Linked DNA regions of Homo sapiens: all the other regions are linked to region 3. Evidence: chromatin loops called from intact Hi-C (ENCODE). Cell type or tissue: Caco-2. All regions are shown on one strand. Each heading gives the region's core, and the rest is flanking DNA. Links, peaks and the distances in the headings are about the cores only.

Region 1 (5,807 bases), core at 149-5,148, 120 kb after region 3:
GGAAAAAATGCAGGGAGGAAAATAAGGCAGGGGAGAGGAGAGAGAGGAGAGGAAAGAGGAGGTAGGGTGGGGCAAAGAAAAACTAGAGTGCAATTCAAACAAAAATGAAACTCTCTCTCTCTCAAACACACAAAGAGGAGGAAAATGCCCCCCCACCCCCCACCCCAGGTCCTAACAACATACTTCTTTATCAGAGGTTCATTGTCAATCAATTAGCCCAGGCAGCAGGGGTCTGTGATGGTGGGGGGCACCCAGGGAAACAATGGACAGCCCTGTTGTATTACTATTTAATCACTTTTGCTAAATAAATAGAGCAGCCCCGAGGTGCTGTCATGTCAAGGGAATTTATAACAAAAAAAACTTCATTTTTCATTGGTCATTACTTTTTTCCCTCCAGGACAAGAGAGGGTTATTACTGTAGCCTTAAGTTCCATCTTTGTGTTTCTTGCCTTTGATTCCCACTCAGACCCTGCCACTTTCTGGCACTAATTTGTCAGGCTGAACAAAGAGGGGATTTGTACCTCCTGTAAGGTCTCAATTAGGAATGGCTTCTGCTGTATTATGTGCCATTCAGAGAAGACACAATGCCGGTAATTACAGGAATTTGCACTAAATGGCTGAAGAATTCACAGCAAAACTTCTCCCCACCACCTCTTGGGTTTACCCCTCCCAAGGGTTGGAGGGAAAAAAAGAAAAGCAAAAAAGCTCTTAATGCCAGAGAGATGTAATTACCAACAGCAGTCCCAAGAGGTTAAACAGCAGCCAAGGAGTAAAACCATAAAATCTGACACAGTGAAAATGGTGTAGGGGATCCCCCAGGCTCACTGTTTTTCTTGCTGTCTTTGCTGTTAACATGTTCAAATTCAGTTCAGAATTGGGAACACTGCCCTACAGTGGGCCATCCAATTTCATCTCCAGATTACAAAACAGTCATACAAGGAACACTTCCAAAGGTGAGCTTTGCATCTCTTGTCACACTCAGAAACAAGTCCTTGGGCCCTTTTATTATAGTACTCAATTGCAAGGTTTCTTGATTGCTAGGAAATTATAGGAAAAATATCTGTGTGTGCTAGTGCCAAGAAAACTATGTATCTATTAAGTGCAAATAGGTAGGTACAAATGTCAAATTCCTAAAGAAAACAGAGCTGCTTAGATAGGAGGAATAAGTTCTAGTGTTCAATAGCACTATAGGATGACTATAGTTAACAATAATACGTAGTTTCAAATACCTAGAAGGGAGATACTGAATGTTCCCAACACAAAGAAATGATAAATGTTTGAGATAATGGATATGCTAATTACCCTGATCTGATCACTATACATATGTATTGCAATATCACTATGTACCCCATAAAGATGTATATTGTGTCAATTAAAACTTTTTTTAACTAAAAAAAAAAAAAGAGCTATTGCCTTAATCTAATTTATATGGCATTTTGTGAATAACCTAATATAGAATCACATACAGGTACACACTTCATAAATATTTTAATAAGCTGTATAGTCATTTGTTTTAGCATTAATACTATAGCACCACAGATTCCCCATTGCCAAACACAATTTTAAACCTCAACCAGTAATTTCACCGAAGAAGCATGCCTCATTTGCTGCTACAGGTGTCCCCGAAAAGCTGTACCACCAAATTAACTGTTCCTACATACCATTCCCATCATGTGCTTCTCTGCTCAAGAACCTTCTGTGACTTCAGGGTCAAACATAAAATGTAATCTGAACTGTCTTTACTTTTATAGGTCAAAAATGACTGAAAAATCTGCAATTTCACATAGTTCTACCTGGCACCATCTCTGAGAGTTCTCTAACCCAATGCATGGGCGTCACATCTGTAGCAATTGTCACAGCTGCCTTTTGACATTCACTGATGTGATTATTTGATTCATGTCTTCCCTAGTGGACTGCAAATTTCATGAAGGCAAGGACCATGTCTGCTTTCCTCCAGCACTGACCCATCTAGGTGCATCCAAGTTTCTGGGCACACAATAAATGACAGAATGAATGAAACAACTAAGTTTTCAAATTTCAAGAAGTAGAACTAGCAAGTGTAAGGGTCCTAGAGGTAGGCATGATAATAGTAGGTTCCAGGAACAGCAAGAAGACCACTATAAGGCTGGGCACAGTGGCTTACGCCTGTCATCCCAGCACTTTGGGAGGCCGGGGGGCGGGGGGGCGGTGGATCATGAGGTCAGGAGTTCGAGACCAGCTTGACCAACATGGCAAAACCCCGTCTCTACTAAAAATACAAAAATTAGCCGGGCCTGGTGGCACACGCCTGTAATCCCAGCTACAAGGAAGGATGAGGCAAGAGAATCACTTGAACCCAGGAGGCGGAGGTTGCAGTGAGCCGAGATCATAACACTGCACTCCAGCCTGGGCAACAGGGCGAGACTCCGTCTCAAAAAAAAAAAAAAAAAAAGAAGACCACTATGGCTGGGGCTTCCTAAGCTCAGTGCAACCCTGGAGCTGCAGAAGAAGCCACGGAACAGTCACACATAATCAGATACAACTATCAAAAATCAAGTACACATTTAAGAAATATACCGTTATGTATCAGCATATATTTTTAAAACCATAACCTCAGGCATTTTTGCATAACCATGGTCCATTTTTTTCTGCAGGGCTGTTTAAATTTTAAAGAAGGATATAGAAAATTCTTCACTTACAGAAATAATTTAATGAAATAAGGCCAATTGCACTATTTTGTAGATTTAAAAGCCAACATTTGTGGCTCCCCTGAATAGCAAGTAAATGACATCATAACAAAGAGCTACTCCATACAATCTTCCACTTCTAAAGTTTATTCATCCAAACTATTTAAAGGGGGAAGAACTAAGTAGACATAAAAACTTATAAAGGGGCACACTAAAACCATGAAATACAGTGAATTAGCCTCTCCTTAAAATAATACGTAAAGCCAAAACTCATCAAAAACAATGTGCTGAAGTTTTTGGCATTTTGGAAGATCAACATGCTATGCCACCAGCTTTTTCACTGAAGGTGTGTTTTTATGAGGATGCAAAGTTAGAAGACATAGGTACAAAAGGAAGAAGCAGCTGGTTTAGATTAACTGTGTTTGTGAGAAACACAGATCAATTTTTAACGTTCCATCTGCTATAATAATCTCTGATATAATGAACAGTCTCCCAGGTAATTTAAAAAACATTCAGAAGTTTGCTTAACAGGTTTTGGCCTTTTTCTTTTGAGACTCTGCCCCCTACAGGAGATCAGGAAATAAAGTATTCTTACCTAGAAAACCAGAGTTCAGCCTGGCACAGGCGGTGGCTTACGCCTGTAATCCCAGCACTTTGGGAGGCTGAGGCAAGCGGATCACCTGAGGTCGGGAGTTTGAGACCAGCCTGACCAACATGGAGAAACCCTCATCTCTACTAAAAGTACAAAATTAGCCAGGCGTGGTGGCGCATGCCTGTAATCCCAGCTACTCAGGAGGCTGAGGCAGGAGAATCACTTGAACCCAGGAGGCGGAGGTTGCAGTGAGCCGAGATCATGCCATTGCACTCCAACCTGGGCAACGAGAGCGAAACTCCATCTCAAAAAAAAAGAAAAAAAAGAAAGAAAACCAGAGTTCAAGTGCTGGTATGAAAAACAACCTGGTAAACCACAAGTATCACAAAGCAACTGAATGCAGCACTTTCTGAGGGAAGAAAGGGCATATAAATGGAACAGCTTTTCTTTCTTTTCTTTTTTTTTGGAATGTGCCACACTATACAAAATAAGACTGACTTCTCCCTGTCCCAAATTAGAAACCTGTCTCTCTCTGCCCCGTTCGTTAAAACTCCGAACCAAAGCACAAAGTTAAAAGTCAAGCAGTGCAAATAAATTTTAGACTGCCTTCCTCCCCTGATTCCGTACTACTACCCTTACCCAACCTATCCTCCACAAGCCAAATTTCGTGAGCACAAAATTTAGACAGCAAAGGGAAGCATCCTATCATATGGAACCTAACTAAGGCAGCTGCCAGAAATTTCTATTCCTGCCCATTATATTATAATAATACGTTTCCTGTTCTTTTCTACTCAGCTTCCTTCTCCTTCTTTTGCTCACTTTTCTTTTTTTCCTGATTTCATTTCTCCAGCTGCCGGATGCGAATGAGCTTGCTGAATGGCACCTTCTTACCTACATTTCTCCTTCCTCTTGAGTGTCAGGAATGCTACGAATGCAGTGCAGAGCATGGGCAGTGCACACTCCATCAGAAGGCACACTTCTGAGAGGGAGGTGAATTAGGCAATACCTCTTGTGAAATACCTGAGGCTTTTCTTCCCTCTTTTACTAGAAAGTTTCTTGATTCAGCTACTCCAATCTCCACATCTTGAGAACTAAGCTGAGCTGTTCTTCCTTACTCCAATAACACAACAGATTTGCTGACCACGTCTGTAATCTAAAGCCACGGAAGTGTACCATAATTCCAGGATGTCCAGAGTAAGCACTTAGTAAATTATTATTGAATGTCTGAACTTAAAAATATATGTACTAGTATAAGACACTGAAATGTCAGTAATTTCTATTTTTTTAAAAAACTGCTAAAACTAGTATCTCATCATTTCAAAACCATTTTCCAAAAGTATCTGGGTGACTTAACACAGGTCTTTCATACCTACAGATACATATATATAAACTAGTAGAGCTTCTTTTTTTTTTTTTTGAGATGGAGTCTCACTCTGTCAACCAGGCTGGAGTGCAGTGGTGCAATCTCAGCTCACTGAAACCTCCGCCTCCCAGGTTCAAGCGATTCTCCTGCTCAGCCTCCCGAGTAGCTGGGATTACAGGCGCCCACCACCACACCCGGCTAATTTTGTATTTTTAGTAGAGACGGGGTTTCACCATATTGGCCAGGCTGGTCTCGAACTCCTGACCTTGTGATCCGCCCGCCTCGGCCTCCCAAAGTGCTGGGATTACAGGTGTGAGCCACCGCGCCCAGTCTAGTAGAGCTTCTTAACTGGCTCAGTGTTTCTGGTCTCTCTGATCCCACTCTGCAAGTTTCTGGTCCACAATCACTGAGGCCCTTGAGTCAAAGCAAGGATGATTCACTCAGTCCTCACTCTGGGTAATTTATTTTCCATAGAAAAGACTAGCATCATAACTAACCTAAGTTCAAAACGTGGGTTTTCAATGGCCACCTTTATTTGGCTTTTTTCAATGCAGGAGCAAGGACAAAATTTTAAATGTGGTTTTGGCTGGTGGTGAGCTTCTTGATGATTTTTAAACAACATGTTAAACCTAATAGACTTGAATTAAAACCTTCCAAATCAGATTTCCATTTAAAGCCATTCTCATGGTAAATTTAATGTCACAAACTGTGGGGTTTAATGGAAGGAAAATAATTTTATTTAGTTTATAACAGATATCTAGATCGGGTTCAGTGAGGTTTTAAAAGCTTTTTTTTTTTTTTTTTTTTTTTTTTGAGATGGAGTGTCGCTCTGTCGCCCAGGCTGGAGTACAGTGGTGCAGTCTCAATCTTGGCTCACTGCAACCTCTGCCTCCTGGGTTCAAGTGATTCTCCTGCCTCAGCCTCCTGAGTAGCTGGGATTACAAGCACCCACCACCAAGCCTGACGAATTTTTGCACTTTTAGTAGAGATGGGGTTTCACTATGTTGGCCAGGCTGGTCTTGAACTCCTGACCTCAAGTAATCCACCTGCCTTGGCCTCCCGAAGTGCTGGGATTTCAGGTGTGAGCCACTGCACCTGGCACAATTTTTTTTTTTTTTTTTGGTAATTTTACTGTTTCAGGAAAGGTGGAAAGAATGGGGAGTAGAGGAAAGATGAAGTAACAAGC
Region 2 (5,807 bases), core at 397-5,396, 170 kb after region 3:
ATCGTAGCACAATTTGCAGCTGCGAAAATGTGGAACCAACCCAAATGCTCATCAATCAACGAATAGAAAGAAACTGTGAGATATATATATCTATACATCATATAGATATATATGATGCACTACTACTCAGCCATAAAAAGGAATCAATTAATGGCATTTACAGCAACCTGGATGGGATTGGAGACTACTATTCTAAGTGAAGTAACTCAGGAATGAAAAACCAAACATCGTATGTTCTCACTCACAAATGGGAGCTAAGCTATGAGGATTCAAAGGCATAAGAATGAGAAAATAGACTTTGGGGACTTAGGGGGACAGGGTGGGGAGGGGGTGAGGAATAAAAGACTACAAATCGGGTTCAGTGTATACTGCCTGGGGGATGGTTGCACCAAAATCTCACAAGTCACCACTAAAGAACTTAGTAACTAAATACCTCCTGTTCCCCACAAACCTATGGAATAAAAAAAATTTTTAAGTGCTCTGATAAACTTTTTTTTTTTTTTTTTTTTTTTTTTTTTGAGACGGAGCTTCACTCTTGTTGCCCAGGCTAGAGTGCAATGGTGTGATCTCGGCTCACGGCAACCTCTGCCTCCTAGGTTCAAGTGACTCTCCTGCTCAGCCTCCTGAGTAACTGGGATTACAGGTGTCCGCCACCAGGCCTGGCTAATCTTTTGTATTTTTAGTAGAGATGGGGTTTCATCATATTGGCCAGGCTGGTCTCGAACTCTGATAAACTTCTTTATTTTATTTATTTATTGTTTTTGAGACGGAGTCTCGCTCTGTCGCCCAGGCTGGAGTCCAGTGGCACGATCTCAGCTCACTGCAAACTCTGCCTCCCGGGTTCACACCATTCTCCTGCCTCAGCCTCCCGAGTAGCTGGGACTACAGGTGCCCGCCACCACGCCCGGCTAATTTTTTTGTATTTTTTAGTAGAGACGGGGTTTCACCGTGTTAGCCAGGATGGTTTCCATCTCCTGAGCTCATGATCCGCCTGCCTGATAAACTTCTTAATAAATACTTGTAGTAACCTCAAAAAAGAGAGGTGAGTAAAGTAATGGGACTATTTTAAAGATGATGAAAGAGAACCCATGATTCATTTATTGTCAATTGTAGTTCCCAAAGAAAAGAAAACGAAGTTCCTCAAATCCTTGTCTAATTACTGAGTACTTTGGGCCACCCAAGTTCAATTACCTTTTAAATCACCTTAAATCATACAGGGGCCCTGATGTTAGTAGAAGGACCATAAACAAGGAGTGAGTAGGCTGAATCCAACCCCTCAGCCACTCAGACTAAGTATTGAGTTTGTTCAGTGTGAGAGAAGTGTGGCAATGGGAAGAACATAAATTTATGACACCAGGAAAGGGTCATGTCCCCACACTGCCTTCTGAGCTAACTGACATCCAGCAAGTCAGGCTGACTCAGGGCCTCTGTGCCCTTCTTATCTGCAAATGGAAGTCCTGCCAATGCCTGCTCCCATCTACCTGAGAAAGCAGAGAAGCACAAATGTGGACAAAGTATGTGAAAGTTCTTTACAAACTCTAAAACAATTACTACTTCTATTAGAAGTTAGCTGATTTCTAATCACATAACCATTTATCCTCAACAAGCATTTATAGAGGACGGACCAAGTACCCAAACACTATGTGAGATATTAGACACAAAACACAGCTCCTGCTCTTGAAGAGCTAAATAGCTAGTGGAAAGTAAGACACAAAACCAAATATAAAAAGCACTTCAACAGAAGTATACAAAGGTGTTATACAAGCATAAATAAGGAATCATTACTAATTAAGGGACAATAAAGAATTTTAAGTAACAGAACACAATTAAATGACAATGATAGGTATACAGAGATTACTTCAGTCGAAAGAAATCAAAAACAAAGGAAACAAAAACATACAACAAAACCAATCATTCCTGCTCCAGCAATCATGCTGTGGGCCAGGCATGGTGGCTCATGCCTATAATCCCAGCACTTTGGGAGGTCGAGGCAGGCAGATCACGAGGTCAGGAGTTTGAGATCAGCCTGGCCAACATAGCGAAACCCCATCTCTACTAAAAATATAAAAATTAGCCAGGCATGGTGGCGCGTGCCTGTAGTCCCAGTTACTGAGGAGGCTGAGGCAGGAGAATTGCTTAAACCCAGGAGGCGGAGGTTGTGGTGAGCCGAGATCACACCACTGCACTCCCGCCTGGGCAACAGAGCAAGACTCCATCTCAAAAAGAAAAAAAAAAAAAGAAATCATGCTGCTTCTTGCATGAAGCTGTCAGCCTACAATAACAGCCTCAAAGGTTCCACCAGAGAGTGAGCACTATGTGAACTAACAACCACACATGGAAGGCAAGAATGCAAAGGCCTTCTTCACAAGCTGTTCAAGTCTTTCTGACCCACAGACACATTCCTGTCCAACAGAAGGCCTTTGCTGGGTGGTGAGGATGTCATGGGAAATTAATAATTCCCTCACTTCCTGTTGACTTTAACTCTTTTGGTCATTGCAACTCACCAGCAGAAGGGAGAATACTTAAAACTTTAACCTTCAAAACAACAACCGGCTTATGGCTTAGCACACTCTCACAAACCAGTTTCTATGGGCATTCAGAGTAAATGTATGAGAGAAGTAATTAGTTGATTTATTTTCTGTCTCTGCTGAACTTGAACCTGCTAAAAAGTGAGCCTAGGTCTTTGTTAACTGGCATCCCGAGAGTATGAGACCAGTGATAAGATCTAAGCAAAAAGGTGACTCACCTCTTGTTTGAAAGGGCAGACATACTCAGCAGTGATGGGCTGCATCTATGACCTCTCCCTCCCTTTTGGACTTAATCTGTGACAACAACCTTGGCTACCAATCAGCCTCTTAACCAATTTAGTCAGGAAACAAGCAAGGCTGGCAAAGGCAGACAAAACACTGTCTCTGACCCTCAAAGATAAGCACAAGATAAGGCAAAATAACAGAATGAGTCTTTGTCATTTAACTATACACAAATTGAAGGACAGAAGAATCTCTGCCCATCACACAGGACAGAAGAAAAGCTTATAAGGTATGAAGGATAAGAATAGTAGGAACTGGCCGTGTGCAGTGGCTCATGCCTGTAATCCCAGCACTTTGGAGGCCGAGGCGGGCAGATCACCTGAGGTCAGGAGTTTGGGACCAGCCTGGCCAACATGGTGAAACCCCGTCTCTACTAAAAATACAAAAGTTAGCTGGCCGTGGTGGCAGGCGCCTGTAATCCTAGCTACTCGGGAGGCTGAGGCAGGAGAATCACTTGAACTTGGGAGGCAGAGGTTGCAGTGGGCTAAGATTGCGCCACTGCACTCTGGCCTGGGCCACAGAGTCAGACTCCATCTCAAAAAACAAAAAAGAGTAGTAAGAACTATGTTTTCATCCCCCTAATCTGGGTTTACATTAAAACAGTTTCTGAATTTCTTTTATTATGGACTATTACCATTAGCATGGCATAGATTTTTATCAAACAATGCCTGAACATTCTGGAGTTGAATTCTGGGGCTCTGACTGATCCATACTTCTCGGATTGTTTTGCTCTGACATTAGGATGATAGGCATATGATAGCTGGGACTCAAATAGTTGAATCAGGCACTGCTACGGCTATGCTAATCTCTTTAAACATGTCCTGCAGAGGACACCTTCAATGTGGATGGACACATTTTAAAGGTAGAATGATATATTTGATAAAATGTTTAAAAACAAAATATAGTTCTTATAAGTTCTAATCTAAGACCAAGATTAAAAAGTTATAGCTAATATTTATTGCATACTTACTAAAGTACTTACTACTTAACGTATGTTAAGCCTTTTACTGCATTATGTTGTTAAATCCTCACAACCACCCTATTAGAGAGCTGCTATTATTACTACTTTACAGACAAGGAAACTGAGATTTAAAAAGATGAAGTTACTTATCTAGGGAAATATGGTCAGTGAGTAGAAACAAGACTCTAAGATACACACACAGCCCCATAAGACAATTCAAAGCAAATTAATTACCCTGGGATAATATGGCTAAAATTTTAGTACATGAACATGGTGCTTCAAATTTTAGTGTCAAACACCAGCAACTTTATTATTTATTTCAAAATCTGTTTGTTAATCCCATGACCCAGAGAGTTAATTGCTAAATATCATATTTACACCCAGGGAAGTAGTTTATAGTTAATTTACAAAAAAAAATCACCTCTATAATACTTCTGTGTTATTATTATAAGTTCTCTACGGGAATGGTAGAAGACAGGTTCCTGAACAAACACAGTAAAAAGTTGTTCTCTAACTAAATAGCTAACCTCAATTGTCTTAGTGACCTTGGACACATTACTTGGAATGTTTGCAAGAGTATAATAACTGTGACTTCATTTAGGTGAAACAAGTGCTTCTGCAAATGTTTACATAGTCCTAATTGCCCAAGCCTTTTACTAGTGTTTCCCTGCAACATCATTTTTTATTTAGCCAATAAATAGAAACACTTGTAAAAATGTTTACTTAAAACAACCTGCAAACAAATGTTTCTGTCAAAAGAATTAAAAGAAATATTTCAAATTAGATGTTACAATCGATAATTCAAACATATTTTGATGATTAAGGCATATTGAAATAAATCGCTGGCCAGGCACGGTGGCTCATGCCCGTAATCCCAGCACTTTGGGAGGCCGAGGCAGGTGGATCACCTGAGGTGAGGAGTTCGAGACCAGCCTGGCCAAAATGGAGAAACCCTGTCTCTATTAAAAATACAAAAATTAGCTGGTTGTGGTGGTGGGTGCCTGTAATCGCAGCTACTCGGGAGGCTGAGGCAGGAGAATCTCTTGAAACCAGGAGGCAGAGGTTGCAGTGAGCCGAGATTGCACCATTGCACTCCAGCCTGGGCGACAGAGAGAGACTCCATCTCAAATAAATAAATACATAAATAAATAAAATAAACTGCCTCCTTCTAAAACTAACTTGACTTTTGTTGGGGGGACGGGCAAATATCAATGTATGTAGGGTTCAAACAAAATAACAAAATTGAGCCACAACCTTCAGTCTTGTTTCTATAATCTACTAAAAGATGATATGCTGGCTAGGTGTGGTGGTTCACACCTATAATCCCAGCACTTTGGGGGGAGATGGTGGCAGGTGGATCTCCTGAGCTCAGGAGTTTGAGATCAGCCTGGGGAACAGGGTGAAACCCTGTCTCTACCCAAAATACAAAACACTAGCCAGTCATGGTGGCGCATGGCTGTGGTCCCAGCTACTCAGGAGGCTGAGGTGGGAGAACTGCTGGAGCCTTGGGAGGCAGAGATTGCAGTGAGCCGAGACCGAGCCACTGTACTCCAACCTGGGTGACAGAGTGAGACTTTGTCTCAAAAAAAAAAAAAAAAAAAATACACACACACACACACACACACACACCCTGGTTTCATATTACCATACTACCATGAAAATACAGAGACCATAGCTAACCTTTCAGCGTGAGGCAACCACTTTTGAACCACAATATTTGGAATTAGCCAATCCGGGTCTCAATTTTCTATGTATCATTATGAGAAGTGTGATTTTTGACAAGCAACTTGAATCTGAATTTCAGTTACTCCGTATCCATGGGGGACTGGTTCCAGGATCCCCTCAGATACTAAAATCCACAGATGCTCAAGTCCCTCATATAAAATTATGCAATATTTGCATATAACCTACGCACATCCTCCTGTAAGTCATCTCTAGGTTACTTACAATATCTATTACAGTGCCTACACATCCTCTCATTTGGTGGAGTCAATGTAGTATTCAGCATTTAGCAAACTCAAGTTTTGCCTTTTGGA
Region 3 (5,807 bases), core at 540-5,539:
TTAATGGTAGCTGTAGATAGTTGTGAAGATGTTTCCTGAGGTAGCATTGTTAAGTGGTTTAAATATTCAGAATTCTGCAGGGGCTTAGTAAAAGTGTGATAATATACATTAGATACTTAAAAAAGATTTTTTAAAAGACAAATTTAATGAGGTATTACTATCTGTACTCCTATAATTAGTTGTATGAAAGAAGTCTTAAAAATAACAAACATGTATTGACAAAACCAAGATACTATTGTACCCTTTGTAATTCTAAAGCATAAAACAGTTCATTTCAGAACATACTGCTCAGTCTGAAAAGTCAACACATTTTGTTTGGAAAGGTAAATACTCCTTCTCTTCCCTATTGTGTGTTCAGGTTACTTATTTACAGTCCCATGGGGAAGAAAAAGCACATGCTAAAAACCGACCTAAAAGATGTTTTGAAAATGAAATTACCTGAGTAGCTTAGCAAAGCTCACATTTTTTACATCATCTCTCTCCTGACATTAAAGTCTCCACTGACCCAGTAAAACACATCCATCTCCAACATATGATAAGGATGTAAGCCATCACTCAATAAAGTCACATATCTCGGTAATGCCTACTTAAATAATGAATTTCCTGAAATCACTTTAAAAGCCATTTAAAAGAAAATATGTTAATAACTACAGATTATAGTTGAAATTACAGAATAAAGCAAACTCTCTATTCATTCATGAATTATTTATGGAGCAGTTACTAAGTGTTGTCTTAGATGGAGCAGTGAGCAAAATATAAAAAGTCTATTCCCTCATGGAGCTTACATTATTTCAAAACGGTGGACTGAACTGCAATTTGGATTTGTATCTAAATCCCTTTGGGTAAACAGAATAAAAATCAGCCAACTTTACGGAAAACATCATGACAAACTATCAAACACAAATACAAAATGCTGAGCAATGGAGCAGAAGCAAAGATCTTACTCCTTTTGTCAATAAAAGCTTAAAACAGTGCCATATGCCTGGTATGAAGGTCCAGCAGAGTGGTGGCTTGTCAAAGGTCACACAAATTAGTAGCTAGGAACGACATCGAGACTTCTTTGTTCCTAGTCCAGTGATCTTTTTGTTTTTTGTTTTTGAGATGGGGTCTTGCTCTGTCGCCCAGGCTGGAGTGCAGTGGTGCAATCTCAGCTCACTGCAACTTCCGCCTCCTGGGTTTAAGCAGTTCTCTGCCTCAGCCTCTCAAGTAGCTGGGATTACAGGCGCCCGCCACCACACCCGGCTAATTTTTGTATTTTTAGTAGAGATGGGGTTTCACCATATTGGCCAGGCTGGTCTTGAACTCCTGACCTCATGATCCACCAGGCTTGGCCTCCCAAAGTGCTGGGATTACAGGCGTGAACCACTGCGCCTGGCCCAGTGATCTTTTTATGGACTGGCCTGCCTGTGTTTATTCGATGGATCTTAATGATTTTAGAGCCAATTAAAATTTTTTTCCTCCAGCCTGGGCAACATGGTGAAACCCCATCTCTACAAAAAAAAATACAAAAATTATCTGGGCGTGGTGGAGAGCACCTGTAGTCCCAGCTACTCGGCAGGCTGAGGTGAGAGGATCGTTTGAGCCTGGGAGGCAGAGGTTGCAGAAAGCCAAGATGGTGCCACTGCACTCCAGCCTGGATGACAGAGCCAGATCCTGTCTCAAAAAAAAAAAAATTTTTTTTTTCTTTAAAAGTACCCATTAATATAAGTTTATAGATTAAATGTGACTATTTTTCTGGTTCTGATACAATGTGATAAAAAATGCTGGATATAAAATTATATATTCAATATGATTCTAACTATTTAAAAATACATATGTGTAGAAAAATGGAGAAATAATGGAGAATATTTTCTTTAATTTTCTGTACTTTTCAAATTTTCTATAATAAATATCAATTAGTTTTATAGTTAGAAAGTTAAAATGAGTTAAACGATGAACAATTCCTCTTTAAACAGCAAAAAATTAAGCTGTCTGAAATGCTTAAAGCTAAGATGATCAATACAATATTAACCAGATACCTAACTAGAAGCTTGGTAAGAAATGTGTCTAGGTGACAGCCATCTATTCAAGTGACCAAATGGCCTCAAAACACAATGGTGGCTTCAGCAGCTAGGACTGTGTTTATAAATGCACCATATTTATCAAGTGGCTTAATGGCATAAAGGGTCAGGTCAGCCCTGAGGTTTTCACAGAAGTCTCAGTTATGTTAGCAGACATTCTGAAACATTTTGACATGTGAATACAGAAGCCACCAGGCCAAGGTGAAATGTTATTTACCAAGTTACTCTTTGACTAAAGTTTAAAATCCAGAAAAACTAGCATTGTGCTGAAGAGTTTTCATTAAAGAAAACTGTCATTGACACAATAAACACATTTAAGAGTGGGCAGTCAGAGCTGAAGAAGGGTCAAATTCCATCTGGGGAGTCATCACCCTGCCTCTGCCATGCACACGACATGTGAGCTGTCTGGGCTTCAAGTTTCCCACCCCCAAAATGTCTAAAGGGTCCCCACAGTCCCTTCTATCTCTATTAGTTTATAATTCTAAAACACAAGCGAGAGTCTGGTCCTCCACCATTGGTATTAGAGAACCACTGAGAAAGTTCCTCAAAATGTTCCTCTTCAACACCAGAGAAAGAAAAGAACGATTAGAAACAAACAGCTCCTCTGAAAAGGTACTCTACAGAGGAGCAGAAGTTTCCTTTAGCTGCTTCTAGGATCCCACACCTCACTGCAATACTCACTGAGTGGCTGCTTCCCAAGAAAAGCCACAGAAAGGAAATATCATTAAAAAATGGCATATACATTGGGGGAAGCTACTCCCTCCCTGAAGACCGGCCTAGCCAAGGCTGTTGTTCTCTATTGTTGAACAGGATGTAACAAGACTGCCAAGCGCAGCCCACAAACCTGCTAATTAGGTGCCCTGACAGTGTTTGTTTTGGAACCATTTACCAACAAAGGAATGTGTCAGGCTGATTAGGGAGAAAAGGGTATGTAATGTATGTGTATTTGAGTCCAGATGAGGGCATAATCCAGGTATTTAGTCTGTTTGTGCAAGGACTCACAAAAACAAAGGCCGAGCAAATAGGAAGCCACGGGGAAAGCCCAGCTTCTGGGCAGTGCTTCTCTCCCCTTCTCCTCTGGAGTTTTGTTCCACCTGCCTCCATCCCCACCCCTTCCCCACCAAAAAATTTTGCCTAAACACTTAACATGAAAGTCTCTTTCAAAAAGTGACAAACTACAGCTGGTTCCTCAGAAAAATGAAAGAGTCTTTGTAAGGTTACTGACACATCTGGGGCTTGATGGTTTTTTTGGCAGGTAAGTAAGTGACAACTTTAGGCAAAATCATCTCCACATTCAGCCTCCATGGAGCCTTCTCCATGCACTGTGCCCAGGGGCAAATCTAAGGGCAACAGGGCAACAGAAAACACAGCTCTTGATGGACTGATTGTTCAAGCTGTGCTGAGAACAATTAGGCATCTCAGCACCATCTATGGGAAGAAGTAGTTCCACATTTTATAATAAAGCAGGTTCCTTCTTTTTAAACAAGCCTTTATATGGTTTGAGTACAATTAGGCATTTGAAGCTTCATGTGTACATGAGGCTTAAAGAAGGGAAGAAAGTGCCAAGGCAAAGAACAAAGTCCATGCCCCAACAAGTTTAGGTCCTCAGGAGCAGGGTGGTATGGATTGCAGTGAAACGCAAAATGACAAAGACCAATTCAAAACGTTGAGCGTGTTGGGAGGAGTCTCCATGTTCTTCAGGACAAGCTGGACATTTCTGAAGTCCGGCCAGATGGATGAAAGCAATGGGGCTTGGACTAAGTTTCATGGGAGGCTGCCTTTTTTGGTAAGATTACCTGACAAAATAGATTTTAAAAATGAAAAAGCGGATAAACCCTGTTAGAAGCTCATCTGCTATGCACTTTTCCATGAGGCTGATGTTTGTTCTCAAGACTGATGTAGAAAATATTCTTTAAATGTGTGCAGACTGGCTGGGCGTGGTGGCTCATGCCTGTAATCTTGGCACTTTTGGAGGCCGAGGCGGGCGGATCACTGGAGGCCAGGAGTTCGAGACCAGCCTGGCCAACATGGCGAAACCCCATCTGTACTAAAAATACAAAAACTAGCCGGGCATGGTGGTGCACACTTGTAATCCCAGCTACTCAGGGGGCTAAAGCTGGAGAATCGCTTGAACCCGGGAGGTGGAGGTTGCAGTGAGCCGAGATCCTGCCACTGCACTCCAGCCTGGGCCACAGAGCGAGACTGTCTCAAAAAAAAAAAGTGTACAGACTAGATGTAGTAGCAGAGTATGCTAACTCAAGTGGTAAGCAGGTAAGATTTTGGTGTTAATAAGTTCAATGCCCTGTGTGCCACCATTATTTCTTAGAAGAGGGGATGGAGTGGTCAACTACTTGTGCACAAAGAAAAACTGGCAAGCAATGTCCAGCCTACACCTCTGAATTCCAGTGCTTTAAAAAACAACCCTTTTTAGAAGAGTAACCACAGAGCTGCCGATGCCCTACTAACAAAGGAAGAACACCTCCTCTGATGCCTTCCCTGGTGTTAGTGAATGTTGCTGACCAGGGCAGGCTTATGCTGTCATCAGTGAAACACCTTAAATGGTATGTCAATTGCTTCAACCTTATATAGAAAGCTTTAGTGTTACCTCAGACTTGTGTTATGCTCCTCTATCTTTGGAGGTGTTTTATATTCCCTTAACTAATTAGTTTATTTAAAAAATGTTGTCAGTGTTCTTATGAATGCATATATACTTAGGCAAGCTTAAACCAAACAGTAAGTATTTATGTAACGCTTAGTCCATTTCGTGTTGGTAAAACAGAATACCTGAGACAGGGAAACATTTTTTTAAAAGTTTATTTGGCTCCTGATTCTGGAGGCTGGGAGGTCTAGGAAACATGGCACTGGCATCTGCTCAGCTTTTGGTGATGCCTCGAGCTGCGTCACAAATGGCAGGGAAGTGGAAGGGGAAGCAAGCATGTGGAAAAGGACCAAACACAGGAGGCAACTCGCTTTCTAGCAACCCCCTATCACCAAACTAACCCAATCCCTCCAGAACTCATCCATTCCTGTCAGAAGGAGATTAATCCATTTTAACGACCTCATCACCTCTTAAAGGCACCACCTCCCTACACCTCTACGCTGGGGACCAAGCTTCAGCAAGATTTTCTGGGGACACACCATATTCAAACCATAGCAAATGCCTACCAGATGGAGGATACCAACACCAGTTTTCAGTAGAATCTTCTCATAGAATACTCACATTTAAATACAGTGCCAAGTGGCATAAAGGTCACAAAGTCTTTAAGTACAATGTTCTTCATAGTGAAAAACCTAGGAGGATGACTTACATGTCACATGAAAAACTCACGAAAGCCAAATGGACAGGACAGAAATGATGGAACTGATTTATCACAGTTGGTTTATTTTCTAAGTCCCATGTTAAAAATGCATGCTGAGGGTTTTTAAGATGAAGTGTTTATGTACTTGTAATCTCGAAGCATTTCAAGGTTCAGAAATAGCATCTCTGCAGAAATGTAGAAAGCAGGATTGTCTCCTTAGCAGCATTAGGAAAGGGATCTTAATAACGAGAGAAGATTAGGGATGTGTAAAAATGTCAGAAAGAAAGCTGCATAGGAGGCAATTTAAGGATTAAAAAAAAATCTAAGTCCTGGGTCATTTTGTGGATTTATGTGACTTTTTTGCTTTTATATTCATTGTTTTCCCTTAAATCATAGAGCAGTGTCAGCCTAATCTTCTGATTTGTAATTCTTAAAAGTTAGAGCCCTT

The links. Hi-C counts contacts between places; a loop is a spot of excess contacts. Peaks named below come from ENCODE experiments on the same cell type or tissue, not always from the same donor. Only the 100,000 strongest peaks of a DNase experiment are listed, where the experiment ranks them.
Region 1: it touches region 3 in a loop (4-fold over the local background); 4 of 110 quality-filtered maps call a loop at or near these places.
Region 2: a loop joins it to region 3, with 6 times the contacts of the local background. A loop is called at or near these places in 2 of 110 quality-filtered maps.

Annotation. Positions count from the first base shown.
Region 1 is chr2:207,970,175-207,975,981 of GRCh38, forward strand. The region is part of intron 3 of PLEKHM3 (pleckstrin homology domain containing M3); the gene reads right to left. Among named protein-coding and RNA genes, the nearest start is that of PLEKHM3, 52 kb to the right of the region's middle. RefSeq lists a silencer at 1-285 and an enhancer at 351-884. In Caco-2, for the core only: a CTCF peak has its summit at 3,226 (motif pointing left); a DNase peak (open chromatin) is centred at 4,197.
Region 2 is chr2:208,011,297-208,017,103 of GRCh38, forward strand. The region is part of intron 1 of PLEKHM3 (pleckstrin homology domain containing M3); the gene reads right to left. Among named protein-coding and RNA genes, the nearest start is that of PLEKHM3, 11 kb to the right of the region's middle. In Caco-2, for the core only: no CTCF peak of the experiment used is centred there; a DNase peak (open chromatin) is centred at 2,785.
Region 3 is chr2:207,845,063-207,850,869 of GRCh38, forward strand. All of the region lies in intron 7 of PLEKHM3 (pleckstrin homology domain containing M3), which reads right to left. Among named protein-coding and RNA genes, the nearest start is that of FZD5, 78 kb to the left of the region's middle. RefSeq lists enhancers at 293-437, 4,111-4,610 and a cis regulatory region at 358-371. In Caco-2, for the core only: no CTCF peak of the experiment used is centred there; a DNase peak (open chromatin) is centred at 2,919.